2 separate regions of the Homo sapiens genome follow, and region 1 is linked to region 2. Evidence: chromatin contacts called from ENCODE Hi-C or POLR2A ChIA-PET data. All regions are on one chromosome and are shown on one strand. The core of a region is the stretch at or near the end of the contact, and the rest is flanking DNA. Distances in the headings are between cores, read along the strand shown. Region 1 has its middle 61 kb from the start of MIR8071-2. Region 2 has its middle 8.4 kb from the start of MIR8071-2.

The links. Hi-C counts contacts between places; a loop is a spot of excess contacts on that map. ChIA-PET counts read pairs that join two places held with the same protein, here RNA polymerase II (POLR2A). Pooled maps may share reads with other maps.
Region 1: a pooled map shows a loop between it and region 2 (1.8-fold over the local background). The contact joins two enhancer-like sites. A Hi-C loop is called at or near these places in 1 of 37 single-sample maps with no recorded cell type and 1 of 50 pooled maps. POLR2A ChIA-PET finds 5 or more read pairs at or near these places in 1 of 52 experiments (common myeloid progenitor, CD34-positive).

The regions. Positions count from the first base shown.
Region 1 is chr14:105,697,426-105,704,358 of GRCh38, forward strand. It overlaps IGH. Among named protein-coding and RNA genes, the nearest start is that of MIR8071-2, 61 kb to the left of the region's middle. RefSeq lists an enhancer at 3,518-3,839. Within about 2 kb of position 2,847, at least 5 of the 41 ENCODE cell types and tissues checked have a DNase peak (open chromatin) inside an H3K27ac peak, as active enhancers do.
Region 2 is chr14:105,645,169-105,652,047 of GRCh38, forward strand. It overlaps IGH. Among named protein-coding and RNA genes, the nearest start is that of MIR8071-2, 8.4 kb to the left of the region's middle. Within about 2 kb of position 3,308, at least 2 of the 41 ENCODE cell types and tissues checked have a DNase peak (open chromatin) inside an H3K27ac peak, as active enhancers do.

The DNA.
Region 1 (6,933 bases), core at 1,597-4,096, 52 kb after region 2:
GAAGTTTCCTCACTAACACGTGCACAAGGAATGAAGGGAATGGGGTCTCCCGTCTCACAGCCCTCCATGTAATGGTGCCCTCAACCGACCGACTGCTCCCGACCGGCCGCAGCCCTCGGCCCCGCGGCCCACCTCTGCCTGACCCCGGCCCTGCTCTCCTCCTGGCAGCTCAGGGATTCGCCACTGCCTGGGCTCAGCCGGAGCAAAGCCCGTGTCCCCCGGCACCCCACACAGCCGAGTCACCCCTCCCTCACGGCCCCCACCTCCTCGCCCCTGCCGGCCCAGCCACGCTGAGCTGCTCCTGGGCCCCCTTCCCAGAGACATCGGAGCCCTGCAGGTTCTCCAGGCCCTCTGCCCACTCCACTACCCCTGCCCGCTCCCAGCTGCAGGCTGAGCTCTGCCCCTTTGCTCCTGGGCCATGTGTGTTTGAGGCCTTCCCTGAGCCAGGCCTTGGGTGGGCCCTGTTTCCCCCAGGCCAGCCATGAACAGAGCGGAGGGCATGTGCCCAGCTCATAGAGGGGACCCCCAAGGCGGGGTGTGGTGGGCACACACCGGTGAGCCAGGGGCTGGTGGCCCAGAGGCTTAGACAGGCCGTAGGCCCCATCGGAAGTGACAGGGCCTGAGGGAAGCTCAGTGTGTGTGTGAGAGTGTGTGTGAGTGTGTGAGTGTGTTTGTGAGTGTGTGTGTGACTGTGTGTGTGTGACTGTGTGTGAGTGTAAGTGACTGTGAGTGTGAGAGTGTGTGTGAGTGTGAGGTGAGTGTGTGAGTGTGTGAGCAGGTGAGCGTGGGTATGAATGTGACAGTGACTATCTATCTCTGTCTCTCTCTGTTTCTGTGTATCTTTCTTATCTCTGTGCCTGCCTCTGTCTCTATCTCTCTCTCTGTCTCTCTATCTCTGTTACTCTGTCTCTGTCTCTTTCTGTCTCTCTGTTACTCTGTCTCTGTCTCTGTCTCTCTGTCTTTCTCTGTTACTCTGTCTCTGTGTCTCTCTCTGTCTCTCTATCTCTGTTACTCTGTCTCTGTCTCTGTGTCTCTCTGTCTATCTCTGTTACTCTGTCTCTGTCTCTGTGTCTCTCTCTGTCTCTCTTTCTCTGTTACTCTGTCTCTGTCTCTGTGTCTCTGTCTCTCTGCACTGTTTTCCTGGTGAAGGAGAAGCCATGTACCTTCCTGCATGATCTGTGCTCAGCTCACAACCACCCCATGATTGAGGACACCCCTCCTTCTAGAAGGTTCCCAGCTAACAGGTGCAGAAGGAGTGAAGATTGAAATAGGAGACCCCATCTTGAGACCCTCCCGGAACAGTGCCCCTGGGCCGTGTCCCCACTTCGGGACGTGGGATCTCGGTGCCAGGCGTGCGCTGCCTGACCCCGATCCCGTCGGCGTGTGGGCCCTTCCTCAGCCCAGGTGATTCCCTGTGGGCACGGGACTGGGCAGTGCTCCCCACGGCTGCTGGGCCCCAGGACCGGCCTCCAAGGCTGAACCGCGGCTCTGCCAGCTCCACAGACAGCCAGCAGCCCACCCGACAGGGACCAAGATGACAAAGTGCTCAGGGCCGCCCTGTGCCCCGGGACCCAGCTGCAGCCTCAGCAGGACAGGGCTGGGGGCGGAGGGTACAGCGGGACTCCTGAGGACAAACGGCCCGCGCCCCGGGTGAACTCAGTGCCGTGAGGAGCCTGTGCACGGGCTGTGGTGGACGCGTCCCTGAGACCCTGTGTGTGCTGTAGGGTGGCTGTGCCCGCTGCCCTCACCACCTGCTGCCCGGGGCCCAGCCTCCCTCGCTGGGGCTGGAGGGTGGATCCAGCAGGGACAGCGTGATGCTCAGAGTCATCGCATAGTGACAAGGACGGGGGCTGCTTTCAAAGCTCCTGAATGTTTTAGTGGCTCAGAGTGAAGGTTCACAGGCCTCGGGGGACATGGCCTAGACTGGGCGTGGGTCCAGCCCCTTGGCAGGCAGTGGGTACAGGGCGTGTCCTCCTCCATCCCCATCTGTCTGGTCCCCAGCCACACGCTGAGCCTGGGTCCCCGACTCCCCCCCGACCCGGCAGCTCAGGCCCAAGTCCCTGTCCCCTCCCCACATCCCCTCACAGCAGGTGCTTCAGAGGGGCCCTGGAACGTGACCAGTGTGGGGGAGGTGCTGCGGGGACTGGGGACCACACACGGCACCCGGCCCAGTGCCAGGGGGAGGCGGGTCAGGGCCCAGGTCTCCGAGGCCCAGGCTGTGCGTGTTGGAAGCCCCATTGTTGATGGAGTCAGATGCCCACATCCTCATCCCCGCCTGGGGCCCCTTCTCCAGGAGCCCTGGGTTCAGTCAGAGCCCAGCCAAGGTCCCCTCCCTGGCCAGAGGCCTCACTGGCTCGGTCACCCTCACCTCACTGCCCCCACCTCCTCACCCCTGCCAGCCTGGCCACTCTGGGCTGCTCCTGGCCTCCTTCCCACAAACACGGACCCACAGGTTCTCTAGGCCCTCCAGGACCTTCGCCCACTCCACGGCCCCTGCCCCTGTCCTGTTGACCTCCCAGCGTCCATCCCTGTCCTCGGGCTGCACCCTGCTGGCTCTCCTGTTCTCTGACCATCCCCCACTGTCCAGTCCCTCCTGGGAGACCTGAGGCTGTCCTGGGCTTCAGCCCCCAGGGCTGGGGTCGCAGTGCGCAGGGTCCTGGGACCTCCTGCTCCCGCCTCTCCCATGTTGTTACCCACCCCAGCCCGATGTTCCGGGTCCTGTGTGGATCTGCAGGTTTCCTGGAGGCTCAGAGTCCTGCCCCGGCCAGCACAGACGGGGAACAGGGCGAGGGCTGGGTGGTGGCCCAGTGACCTCGGGGGCCAGGCCTTGTAGGTGCAGGTGGGCCCGTGCTGCCGTGCCCCCCACCCACAGACAGGCCCCGACTCTGGCCCAGCGCCCGCTCGGCCGCTCCCAGCTGCAGGCTGAGGTCTCCCCATTTGCTCCTGGGCCATGTGTGTTTGGGTGTGAGTGTGGGTATGGATGTGACAGTGACTTAGTGTGTGGCTGTGAGCGTGGGTATGTTTCTGTGTGTTTGTGTGTGAATGTTGTATAATAGTCGTGGTGTGTGTTTGTGAGAGTGACTGTGTGAGAGGGGCTTGCAGCTGAGTTCCTGGGCCCATCTTGCTGCCTCTTTCTCTCCCTGTGTGTTCTCTGCCTCTGTTGTGTTCTCTCTGCATGTCTGTCTCCATGTCTCTTTTTCCCTGTTCCCATCTCCTCTCTTTTTCTCCCATCTCTGTCTCCGTTTCTTCTTATCTCTCTCATCTCATCTCTCTCTCTTTCTGTCTCTTGTAACTCTGTCTCTGTCACTGGCCTCGCCTCTGTCCCTCCCTGTCCCTGTCTCTTATCTCTCTCCATCCCCATCTCTCTCTCTGTGTCTGTCTTTGTCTCTCCTTTCCTGTCTCTCTTGTCTCTCCCCATCCCTGTCTCTCTCTCTCTCTATGTCTCTGTGTCTCTTGTCTCTCCCCTCAGATAGACCATGGTTGACCCTGGCTGACCTCTGCCTAACCCTGGACCTGGAAAGCCCTAGCTGACCCTGGGCTGGTTGGGGCTGGGCCTACCTGTGGCTGCAGCCCCTCGCTCAGGCCCCAGGCACACCTGGCCAGGTCTCGGTTTTGGGGCATGTTTCTCAGAACAGCAGTTCTCTGGCTGGAACACCTGACCTGGGCTGTGTTCACAATGACTCAGCCACCCCACAGGGCTATTTTGGGTATTTCTGCAGGTCTATTCAAGAGGCTTCAGGAGAGAGAGAAAAGCAAGAGAATACAAACGGCATGGCCTCCCCTCACCTTCCTGTCCCCACTCCTGTACTGTACCCCCTCCCCAGTGCTAAGTCGAGACCTGGCGACCCCTTAGGGGCTGGGGCTGGGTGTAGCTCACAGGGCCTGGGCTGGTCTTCTCGCCACCAAGTCCTCCTGGGGCCTACACACCCCTCTGAGCCTGGAAAAATGGAGCAAGTCATTGGGGTCATTTCTTCATCTACCAGTGAGTACATGCACTGAGAGGGTCTCGGCTCCCCTGGAGGCCTCCCTCCACCACTGCAGGTCACTTACTCATGAGGGCCAAGGCTCAGAAATCAGACAGGACTCAGTGTCTAGTCAGACTGATACATGCTCAGAAAAGGAATCAGATTTCAAAATGAATATGCATAATTAAAGAACCAGAGATCAGTGATCAGGAACAGGGATCCGCGGTCTGGTCCAGGGCTCAGTGGTCAGGAACAGGGCCCAGTGATCAGGATCAGGGCTCAGTAATCAGGACCAGGGCCCAGTGATCAAGACCAGGGCCCAGTGATCTGGTCCAGGGCTCAGTGATTTGGTCCAGGGCTCAGTGATCAGGAACAGGGGTCATTGACTGGGTCCAGGGCTCAGTAATCAGGACCAGGGCTCAGTGATCAGGAATAGGGGTTAGTGATCAGGAACAGGGCTCAGTGATCAGGTCCAGGGCTCAGCAATCGGGAACAAGGGTCAGTGATCAGGTCCAGGGGCCAGTGATCAGGACCAGGGGCCAGTGATCTGGTCCAGGGCTCAGTGATTAGGAACAGAGGTCAGTGGTCAGGATCAGAGCTCAGTTACCAGAAATAGGGCCCAACGATCAGGATCAGGGCTCAGTGATAAATACTAGGGTTCAGTGATCAAAAGGAGGTCTGAGTGATTAGAATCAGGGCCCAGTGATCAGGACCAGGACTGGATGATCAGCACCAGGACTCAGAAGTCAAGAGCAGAGCCCATTGATCAGGACCAGGAGTCAGGGACCAGAACCAGGGGCCATTGGTCAGAACCAGAGCCCAGTGATTAGGAACAAGACCCAGTGATGAGGGCCAGGGCTCAGTGATCAGGACCAAGATTCAGGGATAAGAACAGGACCCAGTGATCAGGACCAGGACCCAGTGATCAGGACCAGGGCTCAGTGATTGACTATTGACTAGGACCAGAGCTCAGTTATTGACTGTTGACTGGGACAAGGGCTCAGTGGTCAGGACCAGAGCATAGTTAGCAGGACCAGGGCCCAGTGATCAGGGCCAGGGCTCATTGATCCAGAACATGGCCCAGTGATCAGGATCAAGACTCAGCGATCCAGACCAGGACTGAGTTAGGACCAGAGCCTAGTGATCCAGATCAGGGCTCAGTGATCACGACCAGGGCCCACTGATGAGGACTGGAATTGAGTGATCAAGTCTAGGACTCAGGGATCAGGACCAAGACTCAGTAATCAGGACCAGAGTTCAGGGGTAAGGACCAGAACACAGCATGACCAGGGCCCAGTGATCAGGAGCAAAGCCCTTTGATCAGGGCCAGGGTTCATTGATCAGGAGCAGGGTTCAGTGATTAGGATCAGGGCCCAGTGCCCAGTGCCCAGTGACTAGCATCAGGATCTAATAATCAGGACCAGAGCTGAGTGATCAGGACCAGGGCTGAGTGATCTGGACCAGGACTGAGTGATCAGGACCAGGGCTGGGTGATCAGGACCAGGGCTGAGTGATGAGGACTAGGATGGAGTGATCAGGACCAGGGCTGTGTGATCTGGACCAGGACTGAGTGATCAGGACCAGGGCTGGGTGATCAGGACCAGGGCTGAGTGATGAGGACCAGGGCTGAGTGATGAGGTCCAGGGCTGAGTGATGAGGACCAGGGCTGAGTGACCAGGACCAGGGCTGAGTGACGAGGTCCAGGGCTAAGTGAGGAGGTCCAGGGCTGAGTGATGAGGTCCAGGGCTGAGTGAGGAGGTCCAGGGCTGAGTGATGAGGTCCAGGGCTGAGTGATGAGGACCAGGGCTGAGTGACGAGGTCCAGGGCTGAGTGACGAGGTCCAGGGCTGAGTGACGAGGTCCAGGGCTGAGTGACCAGGACCAGGGCTGAGTGATGAGGTCCAGGGCTGAGTGAGGAGGTCCAGGGCTGAGTGATGAGGACCAGGGCTGAGTGATGAGGTCCAGGGCTGAGTGATGAGGACCAGGGCTGAGTGAGGAGGTCCAGGGCTGAGTGAGGAGGTCCAGGGCTGAGTGAGGAGGTCCAGGGCTCAGTGACGAGGACCAGGGCTGAGTGACCAGGACCGGGGCTGAGTGATGAGGACCAGGGCTGAGTGATGAGGTCCAGGGCCAAAAACAGGAGTAGGACTCAGTGATCAGGACTAAGGCTCAGTGATCAAGGCTAGAATTAAGTGATCAGGAACAGGGACCAAGTAGTAGGACCAGAGCTCAGTGATCGGTAAACGGGCCCACTGGTCAGGACCAGGGCCCTGTGATCAGGATGAGGACCCAGTGAGGAGGACCAGGGCTGTCTAGGTTATGAGGAACAGGGATCCCATGTAGTTCTTAGGAGCAGGCTTCTTTGCCATGGTCTCTGGTGAATCCAGCATTCATCCTTGGGCCTCAGCCTCATTCAAGATCAGGTCATTTCTTGATTTTGGGACCAGGGGTACCCTCTGTCCATGCCCACCATGACCACCATGACACCCAGGGGGACTTTGAAGCAGGCGTTCTCCAGTCTAAAGCCACCACCCTTTCCCTGACCCCCGTCTCCTCATTCAGAGTCTGTGAACATTTTCCTTGGGGCCACTTTATTGCACCTGGAAGGCATGTGAGTAAGGGCGGGTCGGTGATGTCTGAAAGGGCTGAGTTCTGGCAAGCATAGCTGGCTTCTCCAAGAGGTTCCTCCACACTTCCTCCCTGCAAAGACAGAGGGGTCACAGCCTGAAGGAGCAGCATCCTTGCCAACGCCCTCTGTCTCAGCCCTGGCCTGGCTCATGGGAGCCTGGACGGAATCCTCGTTACTGCACTGGAGGGAAGCTCAGCCCTGACCCTGGGCCTGCGCGTGTCCTCAGTGTCTGTGAAGGGCCCCCCAGGAGAGCACGTCCCCCCACAGTGGGAGCAGGTGGTGCTCTCCTCTTAGCCAAGCACTGCAGCCCACCTCATCTACTGTGGGCTCATCCCCCTCCTGG
Region 2 (6,879 bases), core at 2,058-4,557:
TCATGCCCATTGGCCCCACTCCAGCCTTTTATGGGTGCCTGGCTTGACCAGTGGACACTGTTCTCAGATGGCTTCTCGTGGGTCCCCCGAGTCCCCTGAAGCTCCTGACCCTGCCGCCCCAGCGTGGCCCTCCGCTAGTGAGTGGGCCTGACTTGCCCAGGGCCCTGGTCATAGCCTGCCCTCTGCCCTCCAAGGCCCTTTTCTTCTGTGCAGCAGAGGGGCCAGACACTGCATAGGGTCGGCGCCCTTCAGCCCCAGGGCCCCGGAACCCCCTGCCTTGGAATAGCCTCCTGGAGCCTCCTCCTCAGCCTCTCCCCTCCTTTCCCCTTAGCCCCAGTGTGCAGCAGCCCAGGTCAGGGCCCTGAGTGCCTGGATGCCCCCTGCCTCCCAGTGTCCTGCATTACTTCTGGAGGCTCAGTCACCACAACCTCACCCTCCCAGCCCTGGCCTGGCCTTCTCGGCCACCAGCCCACCTCCTCCCTCTCTCCAGAGCTTCCCCCGGCAAGGTCCCTGCTGGGCTCAACCCAGGCCCCCCAGCACAGGTAGGAGCCTTGCACCTGCCCTTGGCCCTCCCCACCCTGCGTGGTGCCAGGACCCCCAGGCCACAGGGAGGCCCCATTTCTCTCTGCCGCTGGCCCAGTGGCCCTGGAGTCCCACTGCAGGTGGGGTGTGCCCCTGACCTCTGAGGAGGCTAAGTGCCCTGCCCTCAGCCAGGCCATCCCCTCTGCTCAGCCCCAGGGCCCCGCTCACCACCCCTTCCCCTCACCTGCACCACAGGCTCTGGCTGACTCTGCCCAGGCCCTGAATGGGCCCCTCTGGCAGCCCTCTGCTGCTACACTGCCCTGCACCACCTCCACTCAGCTTCATTGTGCTGGTGGCCCTGGCTCCTGGCAGCCCATCTTGCTCCTTCTGGGGCGCCAGCCTCAGAGGCCTTCCTGCCTAGGGTCCGCTGGGGCCAGCCCTGGGACCCTCCTGGTCTCAAGCACACATTCCCCCTGCAGCCACACCTGCCCCTGCCTGAGAGCTCAGCCCCGAGCCCTGGAATGCCTTCCCTTCTCCATCCCAGCTCACCCTTGCCAACTGCTCAGTGGGATGGGCTCACACTCCCTTCCTGGCACCAGGAGGCTGCACTGCACTTTCACCAGCCCTCAGCTGTCTGCTGCCAGCAACTACCCAGCTCCTGCCAAAATCTAGGAGCTGAGTGATGCCTCCCACCGGCCCTGCTCACCTGTGGTTGCCTTGCCCTGAGCTCTAGTGCCTGTCCCCTGCTCGTCCTGCCTCCCACCGGCCCTGCTCACCTGTGGCTGCTCTGCTCTGATTCCCTGAGGCTAAGCCTCAGTCCTGCTCACCTTCTGATGCTCTCCTCTGTCCCCTGAGCTCCAGGGGCTGTCCCCTGCTCGTCCTGCCTCCTACCTGCCCCTGCTTACCTGAGGGTGCTCTGCCCTGGTGCTCTGAGCTCCAGGGGCTGTCCCCTGCTCCTCCTGCTTCCTACCAGCCCCTGCTCACCTGTGGCTGCTCTGCCCTGGTCCCCTGAGCTCCAGGGGCTTCCCCCTGCTCTTCCTGCCCCCACCAGCCCCTGTTCACCTTCAGATGCCCTCCCCTGGTCCCCTGAAGTCCCAGAGCTGCCCCCTGTTCCTCCTGCCTCCCACCAGCCCGTGCTCACCTGCCGCTGCTCTGCCCTGGTCCCGAGTTCCAGGGGCTGCACCCTGTTCGCCCACCTCCCACTAGCCATGCTCAGCTCTTGATGCTCTGTCCTGGTCCCCTGAGCTCCAGGAGCTGTCCCCTACTCGTCCTGCCACCCACCAGCCCCTGCTCACCTGAGGCACCTGAGGCTGCTCTGCCCTGGTCCCCTGAGCTCCAGGGTCTTCCCCCTGCTCATCCTGCCTCCCACCTGCCCTTGTTCACCTTCAGTTGCTCTGCCCTGGTCTGCTGAGCTCCAGGAGGTGCCCCCTGCTCCTTCTGCCCCCACCTGCCCTGCTCACCTGTGGCTGCTCGGTCCTGGTACCCTGAACTCCAATGCCTGCCCCCTGCTCACTCTGCCCTCCCTCAACCCGGGCAGCAATGTCACTCAGGTCACTGTTGCCCCCCTGCCTGTCCTGGCACCCTCTGTCCAGGTTTGGGCTGTTTTTCTGGCCTCATTTTTGTTTTTGCAGCACTTGGCTTGTTCCCTATGCTGTGGAGCAGCCCCAGTGTCCAGTCAGGTCTCCCCAACAGAGCCCCTTGCCCTTGCCCATGTGCCCCTCCTGGGTGAGCTCCCAGATCCTCCCGTCCCTGCACTGCTCCTGCTCTGGAAGCCTCTCCAGAACCTCAGCTCCTCAGTGGCCTCTGCTCTGCTGGGTCAGCTCCCTGAACGCACGGAGCCTCACCCCTCCCCTCGCCCCAGGCCTGCTGCACTCTGGGCCTTTCTGGGCCTCCCTGGACTCTTCCCTCCTCCCATCTGTGCACTCAGCACAGCTCTCCCCTCCACTCCGCTGCTGACCACAGCCCTGCTCCCCGCCAGCAGGTGCCCCAGCGCCATCAGGTGGCTCTGAGCCTAGCCCCTGTGCCTCCCCTGTCCCTGCCTCTGCCTCTGGGCTCCTTGGCTTCCACCCTCCTGTCCTGCTGCCACACTCACCCTCCCTGCTCTGCTCCCGGCTCACCTGCTGTCCTTGGTCCTGGCTGAGAGAGGGCCCCACGGCCAGCACTGCTGACCCTGCCCTGGGCTCCAGTGATGCTGCTGGCCTGGACAAGCCCCTCCGTTCACCTGGGGCCTCTCCTCCTCCCTCGTTCTACTGCCTCCTCAGCTCAGGTGGGTCCTGCCCATGCTGGCATCACCCCACGGCCGGCTCTGCCGCATCCCGTCAGGTTCCTCGTGCTCCCAGCCTGGTCGTCATGGAGGCCTCAGTCAGCCTCTGGTGTGTCCTGCCCTGTTGGCTTGGAAGCCCCTGCCCACGGTCCCCGTCATCTTGCACTGGGTGGGCGTTGGTGCCTGAAGGCTGCCCACCTCCCCCGTGCTGGCTCCGCTTGGGTCTCCATGTGGGGCTGGCCTTGCCCCCACGTCTCCCCAGCCTCTTGTAGCCTGTTCAGCAGCTGAGGTCCAGGAGCGCCCACGGCTGCACCCAGGCTCTGTCCTTCTCCTCCCGAGCCTGTGCCCTTGCCCTGTGCTGACCCTACTCACCGAGGTGGGGGTCTCAGCCCTTCCTGTTTTGGCGCGGTACATGTGGGCAGACTTGCCCACGCCGTCAGCTGCTATTTGTCTTCCTAGGAAATCACAGCTCGGCCCTCAGGTCCCCAGGGGTGTGAACTCCACGCTGCAAAGACTAAGAACAGGATTGAAACCGGCGGCACCGCTTACTTCCTGAAGTTCCCTTTTCTTCTGGTGGTTTCTGTGTCACAGGGTAAGGGGGAGTCCAGACACAGCCGAGGCTGCCTCATGGGTGTGTGGGGATGGGGGTGGTGGCTGCCCCCATACTCGTGGGAGAAGGTGGGGAGCCCGGACCTTGTTCACTGCTCTTTTCTCTGTCTCTGAGTCCCTGGGGCTGGACTGATACTGGCAGTGATTATGACCATTCTGCCCGTGGTCTCAGCCTCTCAATACCTGGGCCTCTCACCTGAAGCTTCTGACCCCCACTGGGCCCTGGTGGCTGCTTTGGCCTGGGCGTCTCTCCAGCTGGCTCTCACTCATGGTGCAGGGAGGGGAGTGTGAGTTCATCCCGCTGAGCAGCTGGCAAAGGCGAGCTGGGATGGAGAAGGGAAGGCGTTCCAAGGCTCAGGTCTGAGCTCACAGGCAGGGGCAGGTCTGGCTGCAGGGAGAATGTGTGTGCTTGAGACCAGGAGGGTCCCAGGGCTGGCCGAGTGGACCCTGCACAGGAAGGCTTCTGAGGCTGGTGCTCCAGAAGGAACAAGATGGGCTGCCAGGAGCCAGGGCCACCAGCTGTGCTCCTGGGGGCCGAGGGGACGTGGGACAGGTGGATGAACACACTGAAGCTGAGTGGAGGTGGTGCAGGGCAGTGTAGCAGCAGAGGGGAGCCAGAGGGGCCCATTCAGAGCCTGGGCAGAGTTGGCCAGAGCCTGTGGTGCAGGTGAGGGGAAGGGGTAGGGGGCAGGGCCCTGGGGCTGAGCAGAGGGGATGGCCTCTGCTTAGCTTAGGGCACTTAGCTTCCTCAGAGGCGAGGGGCACACCCGAGTTGCAGTGGCACTCCAGGGCCACTGGACTACAAGCAGAGAGAGAAATGGGGCCTCCCTGGGGCCTGGGGGATGCTGGCATCATGCAGGGTGGGGAGGTCCAAGGGCAGGTGCAAGTCTCCTACCTGTGCTGGGGGAGCCTGGACTGAGATCAGGAGGGACCTTGCCAGGCCGAAGCTCTAGAGAGAGGGAGGAGCTGAGGAAGGACGAACGTGGAAGTGGGAGGTAAGGGGGGATGGTATGAGGCCAGAGGGACTGGGCAGACCAAAAGCCCGAGGAGGTGTCGCACAGGAAGTGTCCAGAATGGAATAGGAAGTGTCCGGAATGGAAAAGGAAGCATCCAGCATGGAACAGGAAGCATCCAGAGTGGAACAAGAAAGGTCCAGCATGGAAAAGGAAGCATCCAGAGTGGAATGGGAAGCGTCCAGAGTGGAACAGGAAGCATCCAGAATGTAACAGGAAGCATCCAGAGTGGAACAGGAAATGTCCAGCATGGAACAGGAAGCATCAAGAATGTAACAGGAAGCATCCAGAGTGGAACAGGAAATGTCCAGCATGGAACAGGAAGCATCCAGAATGTAACAGGAAGCATCCAGAGTGGAACAGGAAATGTCCAGCATGGAACAGGAAGCATCCAGAATGTAACAGGAAGCATCCAGAGTGGAACAGGAAATGTCCAGCATGGAACAGGAAGCATCAAGAATGTAACAGGAAGCATCCAGAGTGGAACAGGAAATGTCCAGCATGGAACAGGAAGCATCCAGAATGTAACAGGAAGCATCCAGCATGGAACAGGAAGCATCCAGAGTGGAACAAGAAACGTCCAGCATGGAACAGGAAGCATCCAGCATGTAACAGGAAGCATCCAGAGTGGAACAAGAAACGTCCAGCATGGAACAGGAAGCATCCAGCATGGAACAGGAAGCATCCAGCATGGAACAGGAAGCATCCAGAGTGGAACAAGAAATGTCCAGCATGGAACAGGAAGCATCCAGAGTGGAATGGGAAGCGTCCAGCGTGGAACAGGAAGCATCCAGAGTGGAACAAGAAACGTCCAGCGTGGAACAGGAAGCGTCCAGCATGGAACGGGAAGCATCCAGAATGTAACAGGAAGCATCCAGCATGGAACAGGAAGCGTCCAGCCTGGAGCAGGAAGCGTCCAGTGTGGAGCAGGAAGTGTCCAGCGCGGAACAGGAAGTGTCCAGCGTGGAAAAGGAAGCATCCAGCGTGGAACAGGAAGCATCCAGAGTGGAACAAGAAACGTCCAGCGTGGAACAGGAAGCGTCCAGCATGGAACGGGAAGCATCCAGAATGTAACGGGAAGCATCCAGCATGGAACAGGAAGCGTCCAGCGTGGAGCAGGAAGCGTCCAGTGTGGAACAGGAAGCATCCAGAGTGGAACAGGAAGCATGCAGAGTGGAACAGGAAATGTCCAGCATGGAACAGGAAGCATCCAGCATGGAACAGGAAGCATCCAGCATGGAACAGGGAGCATCCAGAGTGGAACAGGAAATGTCCAGCATGGAACAGGAAGCATCCAGGATGGAACAGGAAGCATCCAGTGTGGAACAGGAAGCATCCAGAGTGTAACAGGAAACATCCAGCGTGGAACAGGAAGCATCCAGCGTGGAACAGGAAGCATCCAGCGTGGAAGAGGAAGCGTCCAGCATGGAACGGGAAGCGTCCAGAATGGGCACTTTGAAGGGAAATCATGTCCCTCCCACTAAATGTGCTCTCCACAAGGACCCGGCCTGCCCTTGTGACCCTGCTGGATCCCTGAGCTGGCACCAGCCCTGCCCTCAGAGAGAATGTCCAGGAGACAGGTGGAGGTGCACGTGTGGGTCCCTGGGGAAATCCATCCTCCAGCCGCAGGCTCCCAGTCGGCTCCCAGCCTCTCGTTCCAGCTTCACCCCATGGAGCTCATAATGGGCTCAACCTCCCAGGCTGGGGGAGGACGGAGTGAGGGGCCCCCCACTGCCCATGGCACACCCAGGGGGCTGGGGAGTCTGCACTGGGCTGGGGCAGGGAGGCCTCGTGCAGCCTGTGGGGCTGGCAGCTCAGGACAACACTCGTATCCGTTAACTGTGGCCCTGGCAACACTGCACCCCAGACTGCGTGGCTTAAACAACAGACGTTTATTCCGTCCTGGTTCTGGAGGCCGGGCATCTGGGATGGAGGCCTCGGTGGGGCTGGCTCCTCTGTGTCATGGGAGACTCTGTCCCAGGCTCTCTCCTTGCTGCTGGGCTTTGCCGGCCGTCTCTGGTGCTCTTGGCTTATGGAAGCAGCACCATCTTCACAGGGCGTTCTCCCCACGTGCTGTCTGTGCCCAGATTCCCCCTTTTCATGAGGACAGCAGTCATATTGGATCAGAGGCTTGCCCTACTCCAGGGTGACCTCATCTGAACTTGATTGCAGCTGCAAAGACTGTTTCCAGACAAGGTCACATTCTGCGGTCCTGGGGGTTAGGACTTCAACACATGAATTTATAGGGGACACATTTTAACCCATGACAGTTTGCCCTCCGTTCCCCCCATAATCATGTCCTTCTCACACGCAAAATCCCTGCATCCCATAGCAACATCTCCAAGATGGCTAACCCCTTCCAGCACCAACTCTTAGTCCACAATGTCAGAGAAACATCATCTGCATCAAGTGTGAGAGAAACCCAGGGTGAGATTAGGAGAGAAACCACAGCGGGGTGGCGAGCCTCCTGCC